Regions from separate parts of the Homo sapiens genome. Here region 2 is linked to region 1. The links are chromatin loops, found by intact Hi-C in ENCODE. Cell type or tissue: heart right ventricle. All regions are shown on one strand. Each heading gives the region's core, and the rest is flanking DNA. Links, peaks and the distances in the headings are about the cores only.

What was found. Hi-C counts contacts between places; a loop is a spot of excess contacts. Peaks named below come from ENCODE experiments on the same cell type or tissue, not always from the same donor. Only the 100,000 strongest peaks of a DNase experiment are listed, where the experiment ranks them.
Region 2: a loop joins it to region 1, with 2.2 times the contacts of the local background. A loop is called at or near these places in 15 of 110 quality-filtered maps.

The regions. Positions count from the first base shown.
Region 1 is chr7:50,716,626-50,724,952 of GRCh38, forward strand. All of the region lies in intron 4 of GRB10 (growth factor receptor bound protein 10), which reads right to left. Among named protein-coding and RNA genes, the nearest start is that of GRB10, 62 kb to the right of the region's middle. In heart right ventricle, for the core only: a CTCF peak has its summit at 1,843; DNase peaks (open chromatin) are centred at 1,846, 3,886 and 5,186; H3K27ac peaks cover 1,756 bases.
Region 2 is chr7:50,767,518-50,775,844 of GRCh38, forward strand. The region is part of intron 2 of GRB10 (growth factor receptor bound protein 10); the gene reads right to left. Among named protein-coding and RNA genes, the nearest start is that of GRB10, 11 kb to the right of the region's middle. RefSeq lists enhancers at 1,346-1,925, 1,926-2,506. In heart right ventricle, for the core only: no CTCF peak of the experiment used is centred there; a DNase peak (open chromatin) is centred at 3,782; H3K27ac peaks cover 1,374 bases.

The DNA.
Region 1 (8,327 bases), core at 250-8,249:
GATATAAAATGACCAAATCCAACCCTACAGATGAAAAATGCAACACAGGAGATGAAAAATATGTGGGCAGGATTAACCAGACATTGGACACCACGCTTCTCTCCCCTCCCTCCATCCCCAGTGACCAATCTCCAAAGACACACTGTGAGGCTCCCTCGCCCAACGGCTGGCGTGGTCTGGAGAGGTCTAGGGTAGGAGCACCCTATGAAGACATAGTAATAGAAACTATCCAGAATGGCACACAGAGAGAAAAGGAAGATGGAAAAGATTACGATAAACTACCTCCAAATGATGAGGCCAGATGAGGGGAGGGAGGAAGGAGCTCAGGTTTGGGGCCAGAGAAAATAAAGGCTGCAGCCAGCACTTTCTGCATTCCCGCTATTTGGCCGGGCTGGATAAGTCAACCAAAGTTTCTGAGCCTCACTTTTATTGTAGGCAAATTTGGATCATACCCATTTCAAAAAGTTTGGTAGGAAAACTGAGTGAGATGAGGTATACAAAGTCCTGTCACAAAACACATGCTAGCTCCCTTCTCAAACTCCAAGGAGACAGTCTCCCACTTTGTGGCAGCCTAACAACTGCAAGGGGGTATCAAGGACAGAAACACAGAAAGTCTTCACCATTCCTTCCACTCAGAGGTGAACCTACTCTTACGTACTTGAAAAGCAGTTATAAGCACAATAGTCTGGTTACTGCTCCAGCTTCAACAAACAGCAAGGGAGTCAGGGGCAACTGGGCTCCACCACAGGAAGCAGTTGCCAGGCCATGTGCTCCTAATGCTGCCACCGCAAGGAGAGACACTCACTCACATGAGAAGCTTGAAGAGTGTGTGTGTGTGTGTGCATGCGCATGCGTCACAGTCACATATATATGTATATATACATAAATATGAAATTTGAACCATGTGTGGAAACACAAGTAATACAAACTTAAAATGTACACAGATACAGGTAATCTACAGATATGACAACAGGCCCCTCCTTATCCACCACTGAAGCTACAAAACATTTCTTTACCTAAACACTTTCTCCCTAAGTTAGGAACCTCGTTCATTATCAGTAGATCTGAAGACAGCGTATCTTCTCCTGTGTCCATATTATCAACCAGGTGTTTAGATGGAAATTGCTTTTTAGCACCACTTAGCCAAGGCCTCATTCTCTGAAATGAGGTTCTTGGGGTCTCTGGACCCATTGAGGAGCGATGGTCAGATACACAGATCGGTTCACCCTGTGCTGGTACCAGCTCCTGAAGGGACCTACGAGACGCAACCACAAGGCCATGGCCATGCTTTGCTTGACCCCACTCCAGACTGCTCAACATGCAGCAGGCCCAGTTCTGATCCCCCCAGGCAGAGACTCCTCTGTCACTCCAGGGAGTCCAAAGGGCCCTGGGCGCCCAGCAAAGGGAGGAGGCCAGGGACTCAGTCGGCCCAGACAATTCCAGCCCACTGACTAAGTGCCAGGACAAAGAGGGGACAGGGGATTCCCAAGGCAAGATCCGGAGGCTTGCGGAACTGTGTCCAGCAGGAAGGAAGAAAGGGAAGGGGATCCAAGCTCCCTCAAATCAAGAAGCCCAGTGCCCAGTTCAAGGGAGAATTAACAGAGAGAGGGGAGGCCAGTTTGGGGAATGGGAAAATGAGTTTGGTTTGAAATGTCCTTCTTCTGAAATGCTGGCATTACCTTCACCTCCCTGAATGCCAGTCAGCCATCTGCATGGGTTAGTTACCCATGCAGAAATCAGTCAGCCTCCAACTCCTCCTTATCCACCTATGAACTGCTTACTGATCCTGATTATTTTGCCTTCTACATCCACTTCCACCCACACTTTCTTCTCACGGCCACTGCGGCGCCCTCGGCTCAGGCTGCTCACTGCTGCTTCCTGAGCACACTGACTGAGATCAGTGAGAGCTCACTCTCACACGAGGATCCCAGAGTATAGAACTCAGGGACTCTCCAGCCTGGGTCTTAAACCCGCACTCTACATCTAATATTTCAGTTTTTGAGGACCACAGATCTAACTTTACTCCAAAGTAATTTGTACATTAAGGGCAGGTTTCAAAAACACATTAACACCCAGTTCACCAGGAGCCCAACGTTAAGTCCCGTGCATACTGAAATTGTAACCGTCGAAACCCTGAGAGCAGAGGTTGCCATTCACAGCTCTCAGGGTCAAGAGCGCTTAAGCAGCAAGAGGGGTCCTGCAATTACTGTCCAATGTCTAAGCTTGTTGAACCCCTCAAAATCTTTACCCAAGGGTGACACAGTCATGGATAACCAATCACAGAGTTTCAGAGACTTGGAGTATCCAACCTCTTGGTCACCCAAGCAGAAGAAAAATATAGTCAATCTTCAGAGAGGCTGATCCATTCAACAAATATTTACCAAGCAATTACTCTATGCCCAGCACATGAGTGTTTAAAGCAACAATCCTGCCCTATGGAGTTTGTATTTTATCTAAAGAAAACAAGTAGTGAGCAATAAACACACCATTTACTTGTTATAATCTGAGAATGCAGTGCTATGGAATAAAAGAACAGAACAGAGCTGGATAAACGGGGCGGAGACTGCAATTTACACAGAACACAAGGGAAGGCCTCACTGAAAAGGGGTCCAAAAGTGAAGACTGCAAGGAGGAAGGGCCAGGCCCACAGGTGTCCTGTGACACCTACATGAAGGAGGAAAACAAGGCAAAAGAATATCACTGCAGGCAGAGACAGAAGGCCCTGCAAAGGGAATTCATCTTAAGAGTGACCATCCTTTGAAGCTGGAAGCCATCATTCTCAGCAAACTAACACAGGAACAGAAAACCAAACACTGCATGTTCTCACTCATAAGCGGCAGTTGAACAATGAGAACACGTGGACACAGGGAGGGGCACATCATACACTGGGGCCTGTCGGGGGTAGGGGGCGAGGGGAGGGAGAGCATTAGGACAAATACCTAATGCATGGGGGGCTTAAAAACCTAGATGATGGGTTGATAGGTGCAGCAAACCACCATGGCACATGTATACCTATGTAACAAACCTGCACGTTCTGCACATATATCCCAAAATTTAAAGTAAAATTTAAAAAATAAAAAAAAAGAGTAACCATCTTTAACAATTACACGGATGCCACTTTCTCCATGAAATAAATGCTACAACCAGCTCCTTACATTTCCACTACACTTTGGAATTTCCTACCAAGAATGACAAGTTTTGTTTTTCCTGTGAGTTTACTCCTTTTATAGGTTTTTTTTTTTCTTAAGTCATACTATCAAGTGATCAAATCCGAGTTCCTGCATGCTACGCAGGATCTCTGGCACCTAGAAATAGCTGGTGGAGACACATTCTTCTGCCCCCCACTCCAGCTGCTGGGAGCGGGGCTGAAATCCTTCACAGAACTTGAATGCCTCTCAACAAACACCAGAGAACCCCTAGCAGAGCTGCAGGCTGAAGCCCATCTTCAGATAAAGAAACACGGTTTCCTACCACTTTTCCAGAAACACTAACAAACACATCAACTAAGTCACAGAAAGTTCAGTAAGAGGAAAAACTAAATACAAGCTAAATATTTACTTTCTTCTTTAAGATCAATGATAGGAAAACCTCACAAAAGTTAAAAATAATGTTAATAATTCATATCACAGTCACTTCGAATACTTTGTTTCTAGTTAAGATGATAATAATAATAAATGTACCAGTAGCCAGTTTCGCAGAGTCTGCTTGAAACACACATAAATATTTAACAGGTTCTGGGGAAACTGCTAAAGTGACAGTATTGACTGCATGATGAAAACTGGATCGCAAACCCTACCTAAGTGACCCCCTTTGTCGAGACTCATAACCGGTGGCAGCAAACACAGGTGATGAGGCCCATCTGACACCAGGCGCCAAAAAGGCCCAGAGAGCAGAGGACAGGCACATCCCGGACGGGGAGCCCAGCACATATGGCAACACTTAAAACCCCAAGGAAAAATAACAGTGAAAGCAAGTCATCCCAACTAAACATGCATGGTACAGGAATATAAAAATATAATTTAAACATAGTTACCACCTTAAAAGACCAGACACTTCAATCAGAAAGTAAGTAAAGAAGCTTATGTTTAAATTACTCTGTATGCTTTTAATAAAAGGAATAATTTTAAGGTTCCTCTCTCTGCCAAAGTACACCATTAAAAAAAAAAAAAAAGTTGCCGTTTCCTAAATTTTCATCAATGTATTTACTGCTTGTTTAAAATAGCATTTTTCTCTGCCTGGCTGTCTAAAGCACGATATTATCCAATAGCTTTTCTCTTCTGCAACTGAGTGAGCAATCACAGAAGCTGCACGGCACCCAAATCCAGTGCAGGAAATTGTCGCAATAAATACCCTCTTCATCCAGGTGCCAGAAAGAAAAGAAAAGAAACGCCCTGCTTCATTGAAAAGTTTCATAAATTGTTAACATGAACACCACATACAGTATTTGCCATATTCAAACAATTTTAACACAGTAAAGGTACCCAAACACGAAACTATTTTAAACTTTCCTGGAGAATACAGTAGTCCCCCCCTTATCCTGGTTTTACTTTCTGCAGCTTCAGTTACCCACAGTCAACTGTGGTCCAAAAATATTAAATGGACAATTCCAGAAATAAATAATTCATCAGTTTCACACTGTGTGGAGGAGAGTGATGAGATCCTGCACCAACCCGCTTTGTCCTGCCCAGGATGCGACTCCTCCCTCTGCCCAGGATGCGACTCCAAGATCCACGCTGCAGGCGCTGCCTGCCCATGAGTCACAGAGGAGCCGTCGCAGTGATCATCAGATCAACTGCCGCGGATCACAGAGCTTGAATTCAAGTAGCCCTTACTATACTGAATAACAGCGCCAAAGTGAAGAGGAACAATGCTGGCCATTTGAGTATGCCAAAGAGAAGCAACTCATGACAAAGTGAGCCCACCCCACCTGCTACCACCTTCTTGCTCTGCTGGCCCAAGCCCCGGTCTGTTAGCTCTTGTCTCTGCCCCTCGTAGGGCTCTGCAGCTTGAGAATTAGGTGTTCTGACCTGGGCTGGGGACGGGGTCTCACCTCACCATGTCACCCATTCCCCACTGGGTAGGGGCCAAACAGAAGGGTGATAGGTCTCCACTCTGTCCTCAAGCAGAATCTGGGGTGGCTGAGGATGGGGGAGGACAGACGACAGCATAAGGAGGGGTCAGGCAGAGGGAGGCCCAGGACTGGCTGCAGGAATGCAAGAGAAGGCTCCATGGGGGTGTGGCAGGGACTGCTGTGGGAAGGGAAGGTGTCTGGGCTGAAGTCCAGGGAAATGGCCCAGGCCAAGAAACGGAAGAAGAAGACAGCGCGTGGAGCGGGGAGAAGGGAGCAGAGCAGTTCAGTATTACTGGTGGCAAAGGAGAGCCCAGGCTGCTGGTAGGGAGGATCAGGCCAAAGACAGGCTGAGGAGGCTGGCCCGGTCACTATGCTACCTCCTATGCCCTCCTCTCCTGTCTCTCCTGCACCCCAGAGGCAGGGTGTACCACGGGCCCAGTAGCTCCCAGCTTCCCAGGCTGTCCCCCACCAGCTGAGCCCCGAACCCTTAACCTGCACCACGCCACAGCCCCTCTGCCCTGCCCACTCTCATGCCCACTCAGGAGGCCAAGGACTGGCCATAAACTTACGTTCAAGGACTTCCTGCAAGGGTCATTCCAAGATCCAAAGCGGCTTCCTAAGGTGATAGAAAGGTCCCCTGGAAGGCCCCAGGGTAACCCCGCCTGGCACCAAAGAAGTGTCAGGGCAAAGATGTTGGATGGCACAGACAGAGCAGCTCTGAGAGCATCTGTAGTCCCATGAGCTTGCAGCAAGGTGGGAAATTCCATGTGTTCGAAGATTTCAAAGCCACAGAAAGCACATTCCCATCTGCCAGGAGAACATAGTTGATGGGGGCACATGGGCAGCAACAGCTTCAAAGCCCTGTGACAAGCACTCAAGAAAGGGGAGTCCAGGGTGAAGAGGTGACAGAACCAGTGATGCGAGCCAGGGTGACAGGGCCCAGAGTGACCGGATGATGGGGGATGGACTATGGGGGAGAATGCCAGGGTGACAAGGTGACAGAGTGATGAGGTGGGGTGACAGGGTACCGCCCCCTCTCCTTCCCCGACATTACTTATACCTGGCCTCCAAACACACAGCTTGTTCTCCATAAAGCCTCTCCTCAGAAGCTGCCCTCAATGTCCTCCTTGGGTAGGGTTATTTTTAATCCCATTTCACCCACCTTAGGTAAAGATAGCGCTCTCAGGATTAAGTTGTTTCTCTAGATGCCCTGGCACTCACCCCTCATACTGCACAAGCTACAAAGGCCACATTTACGCCTTAGAAAGCTGAAAAATCCATATAAGTACCCTGCAAATGCCAAGAACCTGACCTCAAAGACCAATTTAATTGGAATTAACACCTTCACAATGTCGAAAAATAAAATACATTTATATAAAATTTACTTTTCTTTTAGTGAAGTTCTGAAGGGACAAGTAAAGCAAAATATAACCTTATAGCTATTTTTTCACAATACCAAGTAGCTTTTTTTTCTTTAAAAAAAGAGAAAAGTTGCAGTGAAGCAATGATGTCCTTGGCAGTGAAGGACTCAAATTCCAACTCTGTGTCCACAGACAGAGGGGTCAGGTGTTTCCTTATTTAGAGTCATTAAACAACAGGTACAATTCTCCTTCCTCTATTACTTGGGTACATCCTTTAAGCCCCGGCTATGTCTTACACACTTCTGTATTCCCAGAATGGGCAACCACAAAGAAACTGCCAATCATTTCCTCATTGTCCAAAGAACGAAATGTTCTAATGTTGTTTGGTCCCATCTTACAAATTAGCTGGGTTTCAGCTGAGGTCTGGAAATGAAGGATGAACCCCTCAGCCAGTACCCCAGAGCCTGCTAAACCAGAGTCTGGGGGCAAAGGAAGACGATGAAGGGTTTTTAGCGATCCAGCCCCTTGGATCCCAGGAGCAAAGGCCCTGTTCAGGGTTCCAGCGAAGTGCCCCTGGTCAACTGGGATTTCCTAAGGCCCCACTAGTTGGGTGGTCCCTGGAGGCTCTCATTTCATAACAGTGCAGGTATAACTGTCAGCCTCACACGCCTGAAGCGGTACTGGGATTCAAACCTGGGGCCTGCATGCCTCCTGGGCTGGCTCACCTCCCGCTGGCCACATGACCCTCCAAAACGGTGTAGACTCTTGATGGAGAAAAGACTAGAACAGCTGCTCAAGGCAAACAGACATAGGAAGGTGGGAGGTAGGTCACACTGAGAGCTACAGAGGGACCCACAGGCACCCTCCAACCTTCACGCCCTAGTGCAGTGGCAAGGAGCTGGTTAAGGACGGTTAGCAAAAGCACAGCGGAGTCACATCAGGCCTATAGGGAAGAGTGGACAACACAGTGGGAGGGCACAGATGCTGTCCCCCATGATCCGCCACTGGCTGGAGGCAGTGGACTCGCACGTTCCAGCAGCGCCTGAGGAAATCTCACCATGCACAAATGACACACCAAGGCCACAATGGGTCATAAACGCAAAGCTTCAACTTTGCAAACTGGAGCTGCCAAGGACAGAAAAACCACAGGCATGACTGTGATATCCTGAGATAGCCAAGACTAGTGCTTCAGGAGCCACCTGCGGGGAAGAAGCAGTTTTTGCTGTCCCTGTCAACCTGTCAAGCACGGATACTTCACAACTCACATAGCAATGAATTGCCAGAAAGTAAAATAAAACAAAAATACGATACACACCCACATTTTTATTCTTAAGTTCAACATTCAAATTGCTATAAAATCTCTAAACACATTTTCTCAATGTCTCTACTTATCATGAACTGGAAATAAACACGACCTGGGACACAGCAGTGGGTGCATGAAGAGACCTTCCTTCAAAAAAGTCAACATTGTGCTACAATGAGGGATGGGAGGATGGGTCCTGAAGGGAGAGCGTGAGCCGCCCAGCTCTGAGCTGGTCAGTCTCATCTGAAGTGTTGATTAGTTCTGGTCCTTCCCCTTGAAGAGGGCTAGGCAAGACAGGAGAAAGGAAACAGGAAAAAGTGCCACAAACCCCGACAAAGGAAGGATGCCTGAAGGAGCTGGGGGCTGGCTGGGTAATGACACATAACTTCAAACGCAGAGAGACGGAAGTGATTTGCTCTGCGTTACTGACAAGGCCAGAAGGGAGCACAGTCAATGTTACAGGAGGCCCATCTTCTGACCACAGATAAACAGCCTGTCCCTGAGGGTCATGAGTTCCCTTCCCTTTGGTAATCAAGTAATATGACTCTGTGCAAAGAAAACAGTTGAATCAAGGATTCATGCTCCAACCAGG
Region 2 (8,327 bases), core at 231-8,230, 51 kb after region 1:
GAATGCTCTGGTCTGGGCAGAGCTGGCCCACTTTGAGGCCCACATCCACCCATCGCACTCTTGAGTCACAGTATGGCAGCCCCCATGCCATACCCTCCATACCTACAAGAGTCCCTGCGGCTCCTGGCCAGCAGGGGGTACATTTCAGCTCCCAACCCATCCTTGGGGACCCAAAGACAGTTCTTACATCGTCCTATCCAGGTATCTTTCTTAAATCAGACCCAGCAGTGAGCCACTAGGCCCGCCATGTTGGGGACCCTGACTGTGTCCTACACTGGGCTGCTCACACCTCGTTCACAGACATGACCCATCTACCACTTTGCTCCTGTGTTGCAATCGAGAAGCCCAAGCTGTGCCTCTCAATGACCTGTTCTGCCTTCCTGGAACTGGGGAGACCAGTTGAGGAAGCAGCAGAAACCCATGATGCTCTCCAAAGCTGGTTCCTTCTCTGTGCAGAGGGCCTCAGGTAATCATCTGCCTCCTACACTGGGGTTCTGAGTGAGAGCTCAGCATTCTGCTTCCCAAAAATACCTACCCAGCAGCCCTATGGTGCTGCCCAGCTGGGTCCGCTCAAACCTCTCCCAACACCCCCAGCTCCACTCCATCATTGACACCTCTCAGGCCTGCAGCCACCTAGACACAGCCTCAGCTCCCATGACCTGGCGACAAACTGTGCAACGATAAAGGCAAACCCTGAGTGGTGCCTTAGCTAAAGAAAGTAAACAACCTGTAATTTGGCAAATAATTTAGAAAAATCGATGCAGGAAGCTCAAATACCAGATTCTGCACTAATTCTCTTTTTACCTGGCTCTTGTAACTTGGGTAGAAAAGTTTAAGACTCCATTGCTACCTCCTTCAATCCCCAAATTAAGACTTCAATTGCCCTAATAAGGCCTTCATAAACCCCCAGGTTCATTGTGGTCAGCTGGGAGTTCTGTTTTCACTTCCTTTATAATCACCTCTATGTTTCCCCTTAGTCCTGAAATTCAGTATTCTTTCATTAATTCACTCAGTACACACTTACCATGTCATCACTATGTTCTCAATCTTAGCATTGTCACTTACAGAGCCACCTCCAACATGCTCCCTAATCTGGTTTCTGTAGGTCTGTGAATGCAAGATGCCAAAAGTGCAACCAAACTTCACCCATTGGTCAAGATCGTAGAATGATGATCTCAACAGAAGCAGCTTGTGGCAAGCATGACCGACCATTGCTTTTATCAGTTCTGCAAAAGCTGCATGCAAGGATTCTGGAGGAGCTTGTTCACAAGTGTCTGAAAGGGGGCCCTCAGCTGTTGATGAGGCCCACAGGGAACCGCCCTCCACAGTTGGTAACTTTAGTTCTAGCTATTCTCAAATCATTGGCCAAAGAACAGCTCCTCCTTTTCTATTTCAGGACGTTTACTTCTTGGAACAGAGGCAAAGCCAAAGGGAGAAAAGTGGAGCCCCATTCACTGGGCTGATGAACAGAAAGCTACCCGGGACCACAGACACGACTGGTATGCAGGCAAATCATTCTGATGCCCACCTCTGAACTCAGGGGAATCCATCTTAAAGCATCCACTACTCCCCATGAGAATGGAGTCCCCATGATGAGGCTGTGTTCTAATCAAAGCTAATTCAAACTTCCTTCACTCCATCAAAATCCACTCTTAGCATTTCATTACACATCCTCCTCTCCGCAATTTGAGCCATTGAAAGAGTCACAACAATCGAATTTCAAACTGTCTCCTGTTAACATTACTAAGTTTCCTCTGAATCTTTTTAGAATTCCATTGTCCTCCACTGTTGTGATGCTAAGTAGTCAGGAATCTGACCAGAGCCATGGAGCCACACAGGAGGTCGGGCTTCCCAGGAGGAAAGAGAGTCCTGGGACCCGAGAAAGAACCTGTCCTTCATATCCACCAAAACCACCTGCTTAGCTTCTCTTGGCAAATATAGATCAGGTCCTCTTCACTTCCCCCATCCTTCCTGACAGAGGAAAATGGGTCCACGGTCATGAATGTCTCACCCTCCCTCCAAGGCTGCCCTTCTACAAAGTCAGCTCATGGCCAGTTTTGTGCACCCTGTACCCCATGGTTCAGGGGTCTCTGAGCACCACACTAAGGACCTTTGTGCTTCAGGAGGTGGTGAGACTCACAGGGCCTCTGACAGGGCACAACACAGCCACATCTGTGTGTGTACTCAAAGACTGTCAGCCTGCAACAGCAGTGGGGAGGAAGAGAATGCAGATCCCTGCTTTCTCTGCAACACCCTTCTCTCCTCAGCTCCTTTACATGTCAGGTAAAAAAAAAAAGCCAGCCTTCTTATTCTCCCGTTGCTGTCGATTAACACTCCTTTGTTCCAAGGCACTCTCGGGTGGATGATCGAATGACGTTGGTATCACAGTTTCTTTTACAAACCTTCAGTCTTCCCCCCAGTAAAGGTGACCTGAGGATAGAAACGGTCGTATATACCTGGGCAGCCAACACAGGACACATCACACTGGCTCAACAAACACTGGGGGAAGAGACAGAGAGACAGCTGCCTATGCTTGTGCATCACAGCCCCCACACTCAAGCTGTGCCAAGCTTCCCAAGAGTCCCTCAAATGCTGCTGCCCTGCCTGGTCCCAGGCTCTCTAGACTCAGGCGACTGAAGCTAATCACTTCATCTAGTTCCATCAAGGTGGTATGCAGCATCTAGCATTACCACTTCCAGGCTGCATCCACGTTTTAACACAAAAAGGGATAAAATTTTTCTAGAAGACTGAAGAAGTAAGTTCCCTCATTTGGCACATAATAGTTACGGACCAAGTATCCTCAAGATCTCTCTGAGGCCTAAGCTGCTGAGTTTCTGATTCAAACAACAGACACAAGAGAACAAGCAGAGGAACTGGTGGTTCCCAAGCATCTATCTGAATTCAGTGAGGGGGTGTTGCAGCCCCTGGCCTCCAAGGTCTCTGCCTAAATCCCCACACCTGTGCTTCCACCTGTGGTAGCCTCTCACATGGTACCCTGGTATGAGTGACCTCACCCCTATGGCAAGACCTCCAGGAGTGGTAAAGCCAAAATTATCTTCAAGATAGTAAGATACGATGTGTCCTTGTCCCTTGCATTCCGTCGCGAATGCACAGCGGAGTTTTCTAGAGGCCAAATAGCATAAGACTGATTGCAGGTGGCAGGGGGATGGGGGGATCCAACTACCTTCTCTTAAAGCAGACATTAAAGGGATTTAAAAAGTACAAAACAATGACACTCTTCCCATTTTTTTTGTTTTTGAAAATACAGCTTTTTTCCATAAAAGATGTTATGTTTACATATAATGGGTGAATATTCTTTTTACATGGAGAAAAAATATTTTTTAAATGCCTGTCAATTCCTAAAATAGTAAATTTCAATATATACAGCCACATAACCACAGCTCTTTGGGGCCTTCAGTAATTTTTAACAGTGTCAAGGCGCCCTAGGACCCAGCCCTGGGGGTGCTCCCCTGGGAATCTCAGCCCTGCCCAGCACCCAGGACTTCAATGTGCCCTGTGGAACAGTCTGACAGAAGCCAAACCTCCACCCCTAGACATGGAACTGCTGCCCAGTGAAACTCTGCAAAGAATCTTAGTTTTTATGGAGTAAGAGTCCATGGAGACTTCTTCATTCAGAAAGATTTTCTTAAAAACAATATTGAATTTGAGACCTGGCCACACAAATGAACATCACTGGCCAGAAACCATGTGCTACTCAGCCTGCTCCACACAATCAGCAGGACATTCCATTCCGGTCCACTCCACCAGTCTACTCCTCCAGGGCCAGTTTGAAGTAGGGGGTCCCAGAGGGTCACTGCCTTTGAAAAGTGGCTCAACTGTTCTCCCCAAAGGTTTGTCCTGCTTGTTGATTCTGGCAAGATGCATAGCTCCAGGTCATTTAGAATGTTCCTCCCCTGCCTCCTGCATAAGCCACACGAACAGCGAGAGTCAGAAGGAAAATGTCATATGTCCAGTATTTCCAGTTCAAAGTACAGCCAGCAGGACGGACTGCCCCCCTGGGGTTGCCAACACTCACAGGTGGCCAGAGCTTCACCATCTGCCCTCTCCCTGTGTTAAAACAGGAGCCAAAACTAAACAGCACACATCAGCGCCCAAGATTCGTGCTACTCTCAACTGATACTGCTCTTGGCTATCTGTGCCATTTTGTTTAAACTGGTAGAAGAGACCAGAACCCGCAGCCCAGTAGGAATGAACCCCAGGCCTCCCCACAGCTTCAGGGCAACGTCCTCCTCTCTCTGCCTGCTGCAGGATTACCACTCTCAGGATTCAGCACAATGCTTAACAAGAGGAAAGAGGATCTATTTCTGACCTGGCAACATGAGACTTACTCTTCTAAACGGGGCATGGGCCTTCATCATATCTATTGTTTCAACTCATGAGTCAGGATATTACAAAGGTAGAAAGTTCTTACCTGTAGGAAGCCAAAATCCACCCTGAAAAGTCATTACAAAGCCAACCTCACTTGAATGGCACATGTGTCCCCTAAACCTGGTACTGAAGTACAAGAGGCGAAGTGAAATTGTGATGCGGATGTGGATCTATTCAGGCGACCTCCTTCAACACCACCACGGCCCTATGGTCTCAATCATTTTAAGACAAAAAGGGAAAAAAGTTGTGAGAACCTTGGTATAAGAACCCCCCTTGCCTCTGAAAGACACTCAAAACCTAAGGCATTTGCTGTAACCCTCAAGACCACAAAATGGCCACTAGGTCTGGAAAGAAAGGTGAACTGACGCCACACTATAACATAAAACAAAATCATGTTACTTGTGTCTCCCAACTCCCCAGCCACCTCGTTCTGGTCTTCTAGACCACATTCTCGATGCAAGAGTCCCAGGACAGTCAAAGAATACAGAATCATTCCCGAAACATTCCACCAAGGCAAGGGAATTAAATATCTGTTAATGTCTGTTATAAATTCCACAGCAAACATCATACTCAATGGCGAAATAGTGAAAGCTTTTCCCCAAAGAGTGGAAACAAGACAGAATTCTTGCTTTTGTCACTTCTACTTAACACAGTATTGGAAGCTCTAGCCAGAGCAATTAAGTAAGAAAAAGAAATGAAAGCCATCCAAATTGGAAAGGAAGAAATAAAATTATCTGTTAAACTCTTAGAAGAAAACATATGCAAAAATCTTTATATGGACATTGGATTTGACAATGACTACTCAGATATGACACCAACAGCACAGGCAACAAAAGAATAAAATAAATGAACTTCATCAAAAATTAAAAATTTTTGTGCGTCATAGGACACTACGAAGACAGTGAAAAGACAGCCTGCAGAAAAGGACAAAACAGTTGCGTATCACATAACTGATAAGAGTATTAATATCTAGAATATATAAATTCCTACAACTGAGTAACAAAAAGCAAATCAAAACCACAATGAGCAATCATCTGATGCCTTGTATTAGTCCGTTTTCATGCTGCTGATAAAGACATATCAGAGAACTGGGCAATTTACAAAAGAAAGAAGTTTAATGGACTCATATTTCCACGTGGCTGAGGAGGCCTCAAAATCATGACAGAAGGTGAAAGGCATGTCTCACATGGTGGCAGACAAGAGAAGAGAACTTGTGCAGAGAAACTCCCCTTTATAAAACCATCAGATCTCATGAGACTTATTCACTATCACTAGAATAGCATGGGAAAGACCCAACCCCGTGATTCAATTACCTCCCACCAGGTCCCTCCCATAGCATGTGGAAATTATGGGAGCTACAATTCAAGATGAGATTTGGGACACAGCCAAACGATGTAACACCTATTAGGACAGCTATAAGGAAAGAAAGGGGAAGGGGAAGGGGAAGAAAGGCAAGGGAAGAGGAAGCGGAATGGGAAGGGAAGGGGAAGGGAAGGGGAAGGGGAAGGGGACGGGGAAGGGAAGGGGAAGGGGAGAAAGGGGAAGGGAGGGGAGGGGAAGGCAGGGGAGGGGAAGGCAGGGGAGGGGAGGGGAGGGGAGGGGAGAGGAGAGGAGAGGAGAGGACAGGAAACGAAAAATGCCAAGTGTTGGCAAGAATGTGGAGAAACTGAAACCCTTGTGCATTATTATTGGGAATGTAAAATGGTGCAGCTGCTCTAGAAAACAGTTTGGCAGTTCCTCAAAAAGCTAAGCATAGAATTACCATATAATGAAGCAATTATAATCTAGACATATATACAAAAACATGGAAAGCAAGTACTCAAAGATAGTTATACACCAATGTTTACAGAAGCATTATTCACAATACCCAAAAGGTAGAAACATAAATGTCCATCAACAGTTGAATAAACAAAAAGTAGTATATACATACAAGGGAATTTATTTGTTTGTTTATTTATTTATTTATTTTGAGACGAAGTCTCGCTCTATCACCCAGGCTGGAGTGCAGTGGCGTGATCTCAGCTCACTGCAAGCTCCGCCTCCCGGGTTCATGCCATTCTCCTGCCTCAACCTCCCAAGCAGCTGGGACTACACATACAAGGGAATATTATTCAGCCATAAAAAGGAATGAAGTACTAATGCATGCTACAACATAGATTAACCATGAAAACATTATGCTAAGTGAAAGAAGACACTCACAAAAACCACAGACGATTCTATTCACATGAAATGTCCTGGACAGGGAAATCTATGCAGACAGAAAGTAGAGTTCCTTAGGGTTGGGAAAGCAGGGGGAGCAATGGGATGGCAGGGAGTGGGGGTATGATAGCTAAAGGGTGCAGGGTCTCTTTTTGTTCTAAAATTGACTATGGTGGCGGTTGCACATAGCTGTGAATATATTAATTGAACACTATATACAATGTATGTGTGTGTGTTTATTCATTTCTGCAGTTATAACAAAATACTTGAGACTGGATAACTTATAAAGAACAAAATCTATTTCTCACAGTTCTAGAAGCTGGGAAGTTCAAGATCAAGATGCCAGCACTTGGTGTCTGGTGAGGGCCTTCTTGCTGTGCCCTCACATGGCAGAATGCAGAAGTGCAAAAAGGGGATCCTAGCTAGTTCTCTCCAGCCCTTTGATGGGGGCAAGAATCCATTCATGGGACTGGAGCCCTCATGACCTTATCACTTCCCAAAAGCCATACCTCTTAATAGAGTTGCGTTGGGGAAGTGATAAGGCCATAAGGAGACACAAACATTCAAACCATGGCATTCCACCCCAAGTCCCCCAAATTTATGTCTTTCTCACATACAAAATACATTCATTCCATCCCAATAGCCCCAATGTCTTATCTCAGGCCAGGATCAATTCAAAAGTCTGAAGTCTAAAATTTCATCTAAATCAGACATGTGAGACTCAAAGATGTGTTTCAACCTGAGGCAAAGTACTTCAGACTTCAGCAGTGGCTCACTCCTGTAATCTCAGCACTGTCGGAGGTTGAGGCGGCCGGACTTCTTGAGCCCAGGAGGTCGAGACCAGCCTGGGCAACATGGCAAAACCCCATCTCTAATACCAAAAACAAAACAAAACAAAAAAAAAAACTAGCTGGGCGTGATGGCACACGCCTGTAGTCCCAGCTACTCAGCAGGCTGAAGTGGGAAGATAGCTTGAGCCCAGGAGGCAGAGGTTGCAGTGAGCCGAGATCACACCACTGTACTCCAGCCTGAATGACACAGTGAGATCCTGTCTCCAAAAAAAAAAAACAAAAAAAAACAGTGGAACAGACAAAGAACAGACATTCCCATTACAAAAGGGAGAAATAGGAAAGAAAAAAGAGGTAACATTTCCCAACCAAATCCAAAACCAAACAGGACAAACATTAAATCAATGGTAAGGCTGGAGAATAAATCTTTGGTTCCATGTCCTGCCTTCCAGACACAATGGGGCAGGAGTTGGGTTCCCAAGGACCTGGGCAGCCCTGCAGCCAACTGCTGGGCACAGCCCTCATAGCAGCTCTCACAGGTTGCAGTTGGGTACCTGCAGCTCTCCCAGGCTGGCACTACACACGGGTAACTCTACAGTTACAGGCTCTCGAGGGCAGCCCCACCCCCACAGCTCCATTAGGCATTGTCCTTGTGGGAGCTCGCTAGTGTGCCCCCAGCCTCAAGACTCTGCTGGACATTGCCCTAGTGGGGGCTCTTTTTGGCACTCCTGCCCCATGGCTCTATTAGGCATTATCCTAGCAGGGAGTCTCTGCAGCAGACCTATCCTGCAGCAATTCTCTGTCTGAGCCCAAGACTCTCTGAGGCATCCTTTCAAATCTAGGTGAAGGTAGCCATGCATCCACAGCTCTTGCACTCTGCATACTTGCAGACTTAGCGCCATGTGGATGCCACCTAGGCTTATGCCCTGTGCCTTCCACAGCAATGGAACT